Linked DNA regions of Homo sapiens: region 2 is linked to region 1. Evidence: read pairs that join two places in POLR2A ChIA-PET (ENCODE). Cell type or tissue: OCI-LY7. All regions are shown on one strand. Each heading gives the region's core, and the rest is flanking DNA. Links, peaks and the distances in the headings are about the cores only.

The links. Peaks named below come from ENCODE experiments on the same cell type or tissue, not always from the same donor. Only the 100,000 strongest peaks of a DNase experiment are listed, where the experiment ranks them.
Region 2: POLR2A ChIA-PET joins it to region 1 with 7 read pairs; 4 of 35 experiments call an interaction of 5 or more read pairs at or near these places.

What each region holds. Positions count from the first base shown.
Region 1 is chr3:191,292,434-191,297,817 of GRCh38, reverse strand. The region is part of intron 4 of UTS2B (urotensin 2B); the gene reads left to right. Among named protein-coding and RNA genes, the nearest start is that of CCDC50, 34 kb to the left of the region's middle. In OCI-LY7, for the core only: a CTCF peak has its summit at 1,150; DNase peaks (open chromatin) are centred at 907, 1,587, 2,187 and 3,340; H3K4me3 peaks cover 2,509 bases; H3K27ac peaks cover 3,449 bases.
Region 2 is chr3:191,358,379-191,363,762 of GRCh38, reverse strand. It overlaps CCDC50 (coiled-coil domain containing 50), which reads right to left. Exons shown (of 12, transcript NM_178335.3): 4 at 2,604-2,694. Among named protein-coding and RNA genes, the nearest start is that of UTS2B, 31 kb to the right of the region's middle. In OCI-LY7, for the core only: no CTCF peak of the experiment used is centred there; no DNase peak of the experiment used is centred there.

The DNA of each region.
Region 1 (5,384 bases), core at 269-5,268:
GTAAATAGAGATTATTTCAGTTAGGATAATCGATGATAAAATAATTATCCACTTTAACTAACACTATGTGCCAGGTGTAATGCTGAATATTTTATTATCTGTCTTCTCCTTTAATCCACACCACAGGCTAGAAGTTGTGTAGTGCAATGAAAAATGAGGCATTACTATCCTTGTCCTCAGGCCACCCAGAATTTAGAGGGAGACCTACACTTTGACTTAATTACTAACAAATATATTGCAACAGGTAAAATAACACATTATATTATGCTACAAGAATATGAAAGAAGAGGCAATTAATTTTGTCCTAAAAAGAGAATCAAGGAATTATTTTTGGAAAATATGACCTTGGATCTCACATTTTTAAAATAATGAGTTTACCAGGTAGGCTAAATGAAGTATAAAGATCTTCTAGACAAGGGGAATTGTGTGAACAAAGAAATGGTCTCTTGAAAGCATTCTCCTCTCTCTACTGAACAGTGAGGAAAGGTCTAAACCAGCTATCAGGGTAAAAGAAAAGAAAAAGCTGAAATGAGTGTGAGAGAAGAGCAGATGAGACTCAAGAAATTAGTTCCTAATAAGAATAAAGTTAAGAAAGTGGCCAAGGACAGAAGTATTAATATTACTCTATGAGTCAGATACCCCTCAGGGACAAAACTTTTAGGATAATCCACAGTTCAAATCCAAAAGACACACACAAGGAGAAAAGGCACAGAAGTTATAGGAAGGCTCTTCATTTGAAGAGATTCTCATTTAAAGAAAAGGTTTTTTTTTCTTTCTCACAGATGTTGACATTGTTTCCCAAGCGCAATAAGCATCATTACAGTTTATTGCCTGTTCTATGAATGCATTGAGGTGTTCATCTGTTTTTAGTTAATTTGCCTATCAAATAACCACAGTCATGTTTGATTCCTCTCTACCTCACTTGCTCAATGCCAGTTATTTCCTCCATTTAGGAGAAAACCAGCTAAATATGCCAGCCTTGGATTTCTCTTGCTATCTTTTCCTCTAGGCAATGAGATTCTGGATTTGAAATTCCCAGGCCTGCCTAATTTTGGAGACACTCAGCCTCCCGCTTTCCTTAAGAAAGACCTATTTTGTGTGTAAAATAATCAGACTTCCCTCCAGCAGGTGGGGTTTGAAATAATTTTATAAGGAGAGACATGGAAGCACAAACAGAACCACAAGTGTTCTCTTACTCTATTTCTTTATTCATTTGTTTAATTATTAGATATTTCTGGGCAAACAATTATGGGCCAGGAATTGTGGTTACTGGAGATAGTAACCGTATGTTCACAGTCATGAACAAGGTAAATATACACAGTGGCATATTGAAGCTTGTAGTGCAATGGAGAGAAACACTGTACAAAAACATAGAGTAATTGATTTACGGTTGAGATATGAGCTGTTGAGGAAATGTACACAGTGGAGTGAAAGGCTCTGACAGGATGACCTGCTTAATCTGGAGAAATCAGGGGAGATTTTGTTGAAGAAGCCACAACTTTAATTGAGGCTTAAAATGGAGTATGTGTGTATGTGTGTGTATGTGTGTGTGTGAGTGTGTGTAAGTTGGGGAAGGGGAGTATGCCTCCCTGCAGGTGCAAAGTCCTTGTGGCAGAAAGTTGCTTGACATTTTTGAAGAACTGAAAGAAGGGTATTTGTGGTTGAATTGTGAAAAGGGGAAGACAGATACAGATGAGATTGAGAGGTGGGTGAAGGCGGGTAATGTAGGATTTTCTAGATCATGTTATGACTCGCAATATTTATCTATGGGTAATGGAAAACAGTTGAAGGATTTTAAATGGTAGTATTACAGACTGATAATTACATTTCCAAAAGATTAACAGCTTTTGGAGAATGAAGGGGAGAAACAGTGAACATGAGACTTCTTATTGAGGGTATTTCAGCAGTGCAGGTGTTTAAGATGATGCTTTCTTGATCTAGGGAGCAAGTAAGATAGAAGGAGTGAAAGGTTTGAGAAGTATTTAAGAGACTTAATTGATGACTTTGTGATTGATTGGAAAAGAAGACGCAACAGAGAGGAAAGAGTTTCTTCAATGAATTACTGGGTAAATGGTCATGCCATTTTCTAAGACAGTGAATACTGAAAAATAAATGATACATTAGGGTAAAGATGAGTAGTTCAGTTTGTGACATGGTTGAGAAGCCTTGTAAGAAAACCAGGTGGGAAAGTGTCTTTGGATGCACAGGTGTGGTACAAAAGAGGTGGGGAGAGAGGTATAACTTTTGGAGTCACTGACATGTAGAAGGTAATTAAACCCATGTATCTACTAGGAATATATCAAAGCATGATAATAAAAGAAAATCTAGAATCAAACCCTGAGAAAGTTCATCTTTTAAAGGTCAGAGAAAGAGGAAATGCTAAAAGAAGCCGAAAAAGTATAACCAGGAAAGTAGGAGAAAAAAAGAAAACTAGGGAGTTTTCCAAGGAGCAGGTCGTTGTCAGCAATGGAGACACTGCAGAGATACCCAGGAAAATGAGGACAGACAAGTGCTTATTGGATTTAGCAGCAATAAGATTTTTAGAAAGGGCTATTTTAGTATTTCAGTGAAGGGAAAGATGAAAGTGAGATTCAAAGGGATTGAAGAGTAAACATGTGAAAAGTATTAGAGGCAGAAAATTATTTTAGGAAGTTTGGCCTGAATGGGATGGAAAGACTAGACATAGTAGGTAGAAGATTATATGAGTGTCCTAATAAAACTTATTTGGTGTTTTGTTTTGTTTTAAGATGGAAGACAAAAAGTTTGTTGTTGTTGTTGTTGTTGTTTAAGACGGAGTCTTACTCTGTCACCCAGGCTGGAGTGCAGTGGCGCGATCTCAGCTCACTGGAAGCTCAATCTCCCAGGATCAAGCGATTCTTATAACTAAGCCTCCTGAGTAGCTGGGACTACAGGCGCCTGCCAACATGCCCGGCTACTGTTTTTGTATTTTTAGTAGAGATGGGATTTTACCATGTTGTTCAGGCTGGTCTCGAACTACTGGCCTTAGGTGATCCACCAGCCTCTGCCTCCCAAAGGGCTAGGATTACAGAAATGAGCCACCATGCCTGGTCAAGATTTTTTTTTTTTTTAGTGATACTTGGGAAAATTATGTAGAGAGAGAGATTAAAGATGCAAGCTATAAAAGGAATTGATAATATAAAAGCTCCTGAGAAGATTGGAAGAATACATATAAGAGACCCTGATCCTTGATAGGATGGACCTTTTCTAGAACTACCATCACCCTGGAAGCTGAAGAAAGTAAGTGACAACATGGACATTTATCATAGCTCATAGCTCCTGTTGGCCAAGGAGTCCACCCTTTAAATGGAGTCACAAATCATTTTCTTGACAGTTTTTTTCTCTGGTCTTAATTCTGAGAGTCTGGTTTCCTGCTGCTTACAACATGCTTAGGCTTAGAGAGTTTTTTTTCTTACAAAGGCACTGCTAATTTAAATTTGCGTCTTCTAATAGACCCTGGAGTTTGAATCCAGTTTTTGCTCTCTTCCTATTACCAGGGCCTTTATATTTCAGTTGAATCCTTGCTCAGTGGTTTCCCCTTAGGTAATGATTCTAAATAATGTTTTATTTTCCATCATGTGATACAAGGGTAGAACGGTATGTCTAATCCTTGACTTGAAATCCTCAGGCTGGACCAAAATCCCCTACTCACTTTGTTTGTTTGTTTGTTTGTTTTTGTTTTTGTTTTTTTGAGATGGGTTTTCATTCCTGTTGCCCAGGCTGGAGTGCAATGGCGCGATCTTGGCTCACCGCAACCTCCCCCTCCCAGGTTCAAGCGATTCTCCAGCCTCAGCCACCCGAGTAGCTGGGATTACAGGCGTGTGTCACCACGCCCGGCTAATTTTGTATTTTTAGTAGAGACAGGGTTTCTCCATGTTGGTCAGGCTGGTCTTGAACTCCTGACCTCAGGAGATCCGCCCCGACTCCCCCACCCCCGGCTTCTCAAAGTGCTGGGATTACAGGCGTGAGCCACTGCACCAGGCCCTCACTTCTACTTAGGCATCTTTCATGTTCTCAACCACTATTGAAGATACTGCTTGAAAATAGACTAAACTTCCACATTATAGCATGTTTATGTTTGAAAATTCCTGCTGCCATGCTCATCCACTAGATCAAAGCCCCTTCTGGATGAAATGTCTGTATATCTCATGGCTCTTCTTAATAAAGATGAGACAGAATATTTACAGATTTAAAAAATATAATCAAATTTCAAGTTTGGGGATATTACTGCCAACTTTACAGAGACAAAATAGTTACAAAGGAATATTATGAATAATTGAATGCCAACAATTAGAAACCTATATGGAATGGATAAATTCTTAGAAAGACAAAAATTAGCAAATCCAAATTAAGAAGAAATAGAATTGATCTATAGAAGTAAAAAGGTTGAATCAGTATTTCAAGATAACTTCCCACAATAAAACAACAGATGAATTCACTATTGAATTCTACCAGATGTTTAAGGAAGAATTAACACTAATCCTTTACAAACTCTTCAAAAACTTAAAAGAGAAGAGACCATTTTCAATTCATTCTACAAGGCCAGTATTGCCCTGATATCAAAACTGGACAATGACATATATAAAATAAAACTACAGAGCATCTCTTATAAATATAGATGCAAAAGTTGCTAATAAAATACTAGTAAACAGTCCAGCAACATATAAAAAGTAACACACAACATCACCAAATAAGATTTATCCTGGAATACAAGGTTTATTTAACAAACAAAAATTAATCAATGTTATACAACATATTAACAGAATAAAGGATGAGAACTTTATTCTTTTTTTTTTTAAGACGAGGTCTTTCTCTGTTGCCCAGGCTGGAGCGCAGTGTGCGATACCTGCTCACTGCACCTTCTGCCTCCTGGGGGAATTTTATTCTATAGTCGTCTCAATAGAGGGGAAAAGGCATTTGACAAAATGTAATAGCATTTCATAATAAAAACACTCAACAAACTAGAAACTGAAGGGAACTTCCTCAATCTGGTAAAGGGCAGCTACAAAAAAATCCAGAATTAACATCATCCTTAACAGTAAAAGTTGAAAGCTTTACCCTCTAAGCTCAAGAAAAAGACAAAGAGGTCCACTTTCACCACTTTTATTCAACATTGTACTGGAGGTTCTAACCAGGACAATTAGGTAGGAAAAAGAAATAAAAGATACCCAAATTGAAAAGGAAAGAGTAAAACTGTCTCTATTTGTTGACATGATCTTCTATGTACAAAATCCTAAGGAATCTATGAAAAAATAAATAAACAGAGCTAATAAATGGGTTCAGCAAGATTGCAAAATATAAGATCAATATGCAAAAATCAATTATACAAAATCAATCAATACAAAGATCAATATGCAAAAATCAAT
Region 2 (5,384 bases), core at 294-5,293, 66 kb before region 1:
TGGTCAACACACCTATACAACTGGATTTCTCATTTAACTTTTCCACTCTACTGAGGGCAAGCTAGTGGGAGACCTGTAATGACACGTGTGTAAACGCTTGAGGACCTCTCAAATCACACCATACTGAAACACACTTAAGCCTGTTTAATTTTGCCCTAGGCAGCACATATCTCTCTATAACAGAAATCAAGGAAAGGGCAATTATAAATTTAACATGTACCAGGTGCCCCAAGTACCTGATCTCATTTACCTCACAACAGCCCTTTAGGGTATGCACAACTACTATGACTCAACCCATTTCGGAACCTGAGGTTCTGCGTGGTTAAGGGCGGTGCTGAAAATCACCAAGCTAAATAGTTAATGAGCTAAAATTCAAACCCAGGTGAGTGTAACTCCAAAGTCCACATGTTTCATGTATACCACAGTATGTCTAAGTCAGAAGCAGTCAGGAGACCTGAATTGTACAGACATTTCTCTAGCATTTTATAACTTGGAATCAGTCACTTACTTCTTTAATACTTAATTTCTACATCCGAAAAATGGAGTTAATCACTAAACTGCTAATTTTATATAGTATTACCATGAGATTACTTACTATGATTACTATTTAGATTCTACATAATTAAAATAAAGTGTTTTATTTTCTCTTTCTATCCTGTTTTTCTCTAAACGGAGAAAAAAAAAAAACCCCACAGGACAGCAGTAGCATTTATAAGAAGCCAACTTCACTACTCTGGTATTTTTTAAATAGAAGCTTTCCTGTCTACAAAATATAATCACTTCTTTTAGTTCCCAGTGTCATCCCCAAAGCAAAGTCTTCACTATAAAGAGGCAACACATTAAATACTAAGAAAGCGCCTCCTGTGTATTACAGGAAGTATCAAAAATAATCCCTAATTTTTACTTGCAGCTCTGATTATCACATGATCATGATTTGTTTCTTGAAGAAACAACTCAATACTCTCATACCAGGTGTTTCACATTCATCTGGCATTGAACAGAAGTCTTACAGGAACAAGAGTGGCTCAGTAGGAGTAGCAGTGTATGTAGGCTGTTTACTGATGACCCTGATCATATCTATTTAACATGATGATCATAAGTGCCAGTTTGCCCAGTGTAGTTTCAGTTTATGTAATTAACACCATGCTTATAACCCTCGAAAGTGTTTCTGGGTGCTTAACAAACCATATTGTTATCCAACTATTAAAAATAATAAATCATTTGCTTCTCTATTATAAATCAAGACAGTGACCAAGTACAGCATAACAGGTGTGAAAGCAGGGTAGCATAGAAATGATGTAAAATGAAATAAATTGTTCATAAGAAGTGCTGAAACTAAGCTGGGCACAGGGGCTCATGCCAGTAATTCCAGTGCTTTGGGAGGCTGAGGCAGGAAGACAGCTTGAGCACAGGAGTTTGAAACCAGCCTGGGCAACATAGTGAGACCTCGTCTCTACAAAAAAAAAAATGTTTAAATATTAGCCAAGTGTGGGCGCGTGTGCCTGTAGTCCCAGCTACTCAAGAGGCAGAGAGGATCACTTAAGCCTGGGAGGCGGAGATTGCAGTAAGATCACACCACTGCACTCCACCCTGGGTGATGGAGCAAAACACTGTCAAAAAATAATTTAAAAAAAGGGCTGAAAATAATAACACAAAAGGAAATAATAGCTGATGGTAAATTCAAGTCTTCTCACAAACCAAACACTATTAGTAATTTTAGTCATTTTCAGCCTTAAAAACACTATGACTTAAAAATATATACAGAATCAAACTGATTAGTTTTTTTTAACCAACAGATCAGAGGAAAGGGAAACCTTTAAGAAAAAGAGAAAGAACGAGAGCAATGCCTGCTCCTGGCCTCTCCCAAGGACTACTCCCTGGCTCCTGTGCAGGCCCCACTCAAAAGTCTGCTCTCTCTAATGCTGCAAGAACAACCCAGGGACAGACACCTTGTAGTAAGCTGAATAGTGTGCCCTCTCTAAATTCATTTCTATCCAAACCTCAAAATGTGACCTTATTTGGAAACAGTCTTTGCAGATGTAATTAGTTAAGCTGAGGTCATACTGGATTAGGGTGAGTCCTCAATTCAATGACTGATGTCCTTGCAGGAAGACAAGAAGACACAAAGATACAGACAGAGAATAAAGCCATGTGACAATGGAGGCAGAGACTGAAGTGATGCAGATACAAGCCAAGGAATGCCAAAGATTGCCAGGAGTCAGGAGCTAGGAAGAGGCAAGGAAGGATCCTTCCCAAGAGGTAGCGTGACCCTGCCAACACTTCAGATTTTAGACTTCTAGCCTCCAGAACTCTAAGACAATAAATTTCTGTTAAGCCAAGTTTGCAGAGTAATTTGTAACGGCAGTCATAGGAAACTAACTCACATCATATGTGAAATTATCCATTATCTCTCAAGACTTTTACCATTTACATAATCAAGAGGCTATAAATCATGGTCCACAGAGGAAAATGCAGCCCAAATAAGAGGCATTCTGCTTCCCATTCAGAAACCCTTCATTGAGCCCGTGACCTACAGAAAGTTTTTGCTCTAAAGCTGAGCACCCCTTTCTCCATGAGGGAGAGGGGCAGTAACTAAGTTATACCTCATCCTTCTTCTCCTGAATGCGTCGTCTCTCTGCCTCAATAGCCAGCTTCTCCTGAATTTCCTGAGCAATTTCACAGTCTTGTTGTTCACTAAAAAGCAAAGGTGAAAACATGAATAAGGAAAATAAAAAATAATGTATTTCCTAAAAGTAATAAATACAATTTATTGAATACTCACTATATGAGAAGTACATTATTTTTCTCACTTTATCTTCAAGATAAAGATGCAAAGAGGCTGACACGGTCACATTTACAGATGAGAAAACTAAGGTCCAGGGAAGTTGCATCATTTTCTCAAGATCACAACGAAAATATGTGGTAGAACTGGAATCTGATCATCACACCCAACAATGGAAAACTCCACACCTCTTCTATACCACCTATCACTTCACCCCACTGGGGCCTGTTTGACGGTCCTGCCTCTACCACTAATAACCACAAATCATTCTCTGTCATGCCATGTTATAAGCTATAAAAAAGTGTACACTTAGTAACTTCACATTACAGGTCTAATATCATAGTATTCTTATCTATTCAAACCAAAGAAATGAAAATAAACAAAAATCTACTCAGACCAATTGCTATTTATATTTCTTCTTTTCCTTCACTCATTGTAATAATTAAGAATCATACACAAAATCACGGACTTAGTTTTCAAAAGCCTCTGTCTTCATTCAAGCCTCTACCTGAACCTCCCAAATTAATGTAAAATCTGTATAGAATTAATTGACTAATAACTACATTGGATGTGATAATAAGTGGGAAGAAAGTAGAAGCACCGTAGAGAAGGCAAACCCAAATGAAGTGTTAAAGGTCACAAGTGACACAGAAGATGTATCTCCTGGTACAGAAAATAAATAAGTGAAGCTTCATCTGAGTTTAATGATTTCAAACCATATTTCCAAGAAGTACCATCTCTGGTTCAGTCAGCTAATTATACAGACTCCTGGGAAAGCGAAACTGAGAAAGCAGTAGTAAACAAGCGGTAATCCTGACTTACGGCAGCCCGGGTATCCAGACTGAATAAAAGGTTCCAGTTCAATGAAAACTGCAGCATTTCATCCTTCCCAAGATGTACAGCTATTAAAATTGCCAGGGAGTGAACTGAAAGACTTCCCTTCTAGCTTACTTATTTCATCCAGGAACAATTTCAAAACCTTGAAGTCTCAGGCAGAAATATAATACCCGGTTCTTCTCTCCTTTAGGACCTATAAAATATCACTCTCTACTCCTGATTTATATTTGAGTGGTTTGTCTTGATAATTTCTGAAAAAGCTCATTATACTGTTATTAACCTAATTCAGGATTTTAAACATCTGCATCAACCTCAGAACTGGCCTTTCTAACAGAGAATTGTGAATAATGTAAAGGGCAATGAATTTAGAACTCTAGAACATTCTAGCTTTGGTTCTCACCTTAACCTGTGACACTGAGCCTCATAACATCTCAAATATCTCTCCTCCTCTTTACATCTCCATTACCATGACCTTCAATTTAGGCCTCATCATCTCCTTCCTCTCTGTCACCACTGTCCTCATTCAAGCCTCACCATCTCTTAATTTGACCATTGCTCAACAGCTGCCTTCAAATCTTGCCCACTCCAAGCCTTTACCCACCTAGTCTACAGAATAGATCCCAAAATGAAAATCTGAAACTACTTCAAAGGTTCTCCATTCCTTATAATTTAAAATCTACAAAACCTGAAATCTTTAACATAACTTATCGTGACCCTTTTGATCCAGCTTTTGACTACTTTCCTGGCCTCACTTCCTACTTCTGCCTGTAAATACACTCTCCACTCCAGCAACACTGAACTTCTTGCAGCTAACGTGAGATTGATTCCAAGTCCTCTTACCTCCTGCCCTTATGCATGCTGCTCCTTCTGGCTAGAATGGTTTTCCCCATCACTATAAACTTCTAATTAACCTTCAAGTTTCAGATTAAACACATCGTCTTGTGAAGCTTTTCCCAGTCTCTTCTCTCTAAATAGGCCTGAAATTTACATTTCAATTCTCTGTGACTCATGCACGTATCTCTAGATACACAATGCTCAAGGTGTTTTCCTGAGGCCCTTAAAGGCAACAGCTGTCTTATTCATATCTCTGGTCTCCTTTCATGGTGCCAGATTTAGCATGAATCAATAAAAGTGTTTATTTACAAAATAAGGGAAGCTTAACAAAATGATTAATAAAGTCCTCTCTACAAATAATAAACAGAAAGACAAACCCTTCCTATAAGTTAGCAAAAATGACTGGCTTTCCTTTTTACCTGAATATGACACTGAAGTAAATTAAGGGGTTCCTTCCATTTTTCCTTTACCCCTTCCTCCTCAACACAGTATCTGTGGTTAAATCTACCCACATTAAAGATTTAGGATGTAAGAGCCACTCTCAAAGAAGAAATGTATCCTGGGAGCTTTATAACACTGAAACAGAATAAAAGTCACTGTGCCAAAAGAAACCTGAGAAATAATCATTTCCGTTTATCTGTGTGTTAAAGGAGGCTACTAGAGAGAACTTTTGTCAGACACTGAAGTTATGAAAAAAACTGAGTCTACACTTCAGAGCTTTTCAGAACATTCTGCTATGTACTGAAAAGCAAGGAAAGTAAGAGCGGCAAACACAGCTAGAACATAGTAAAGGAACCAATACAACCCATAAAGTTATTTGATGTCCACTATTTCACTGGATCCCCCAAAGAAACTATGAGGCAGAGGGGACAGAGATTATTATCCGCATGTTATGGGTAAGGAAAATAAATTCAGAGAAGTTGACTAACTG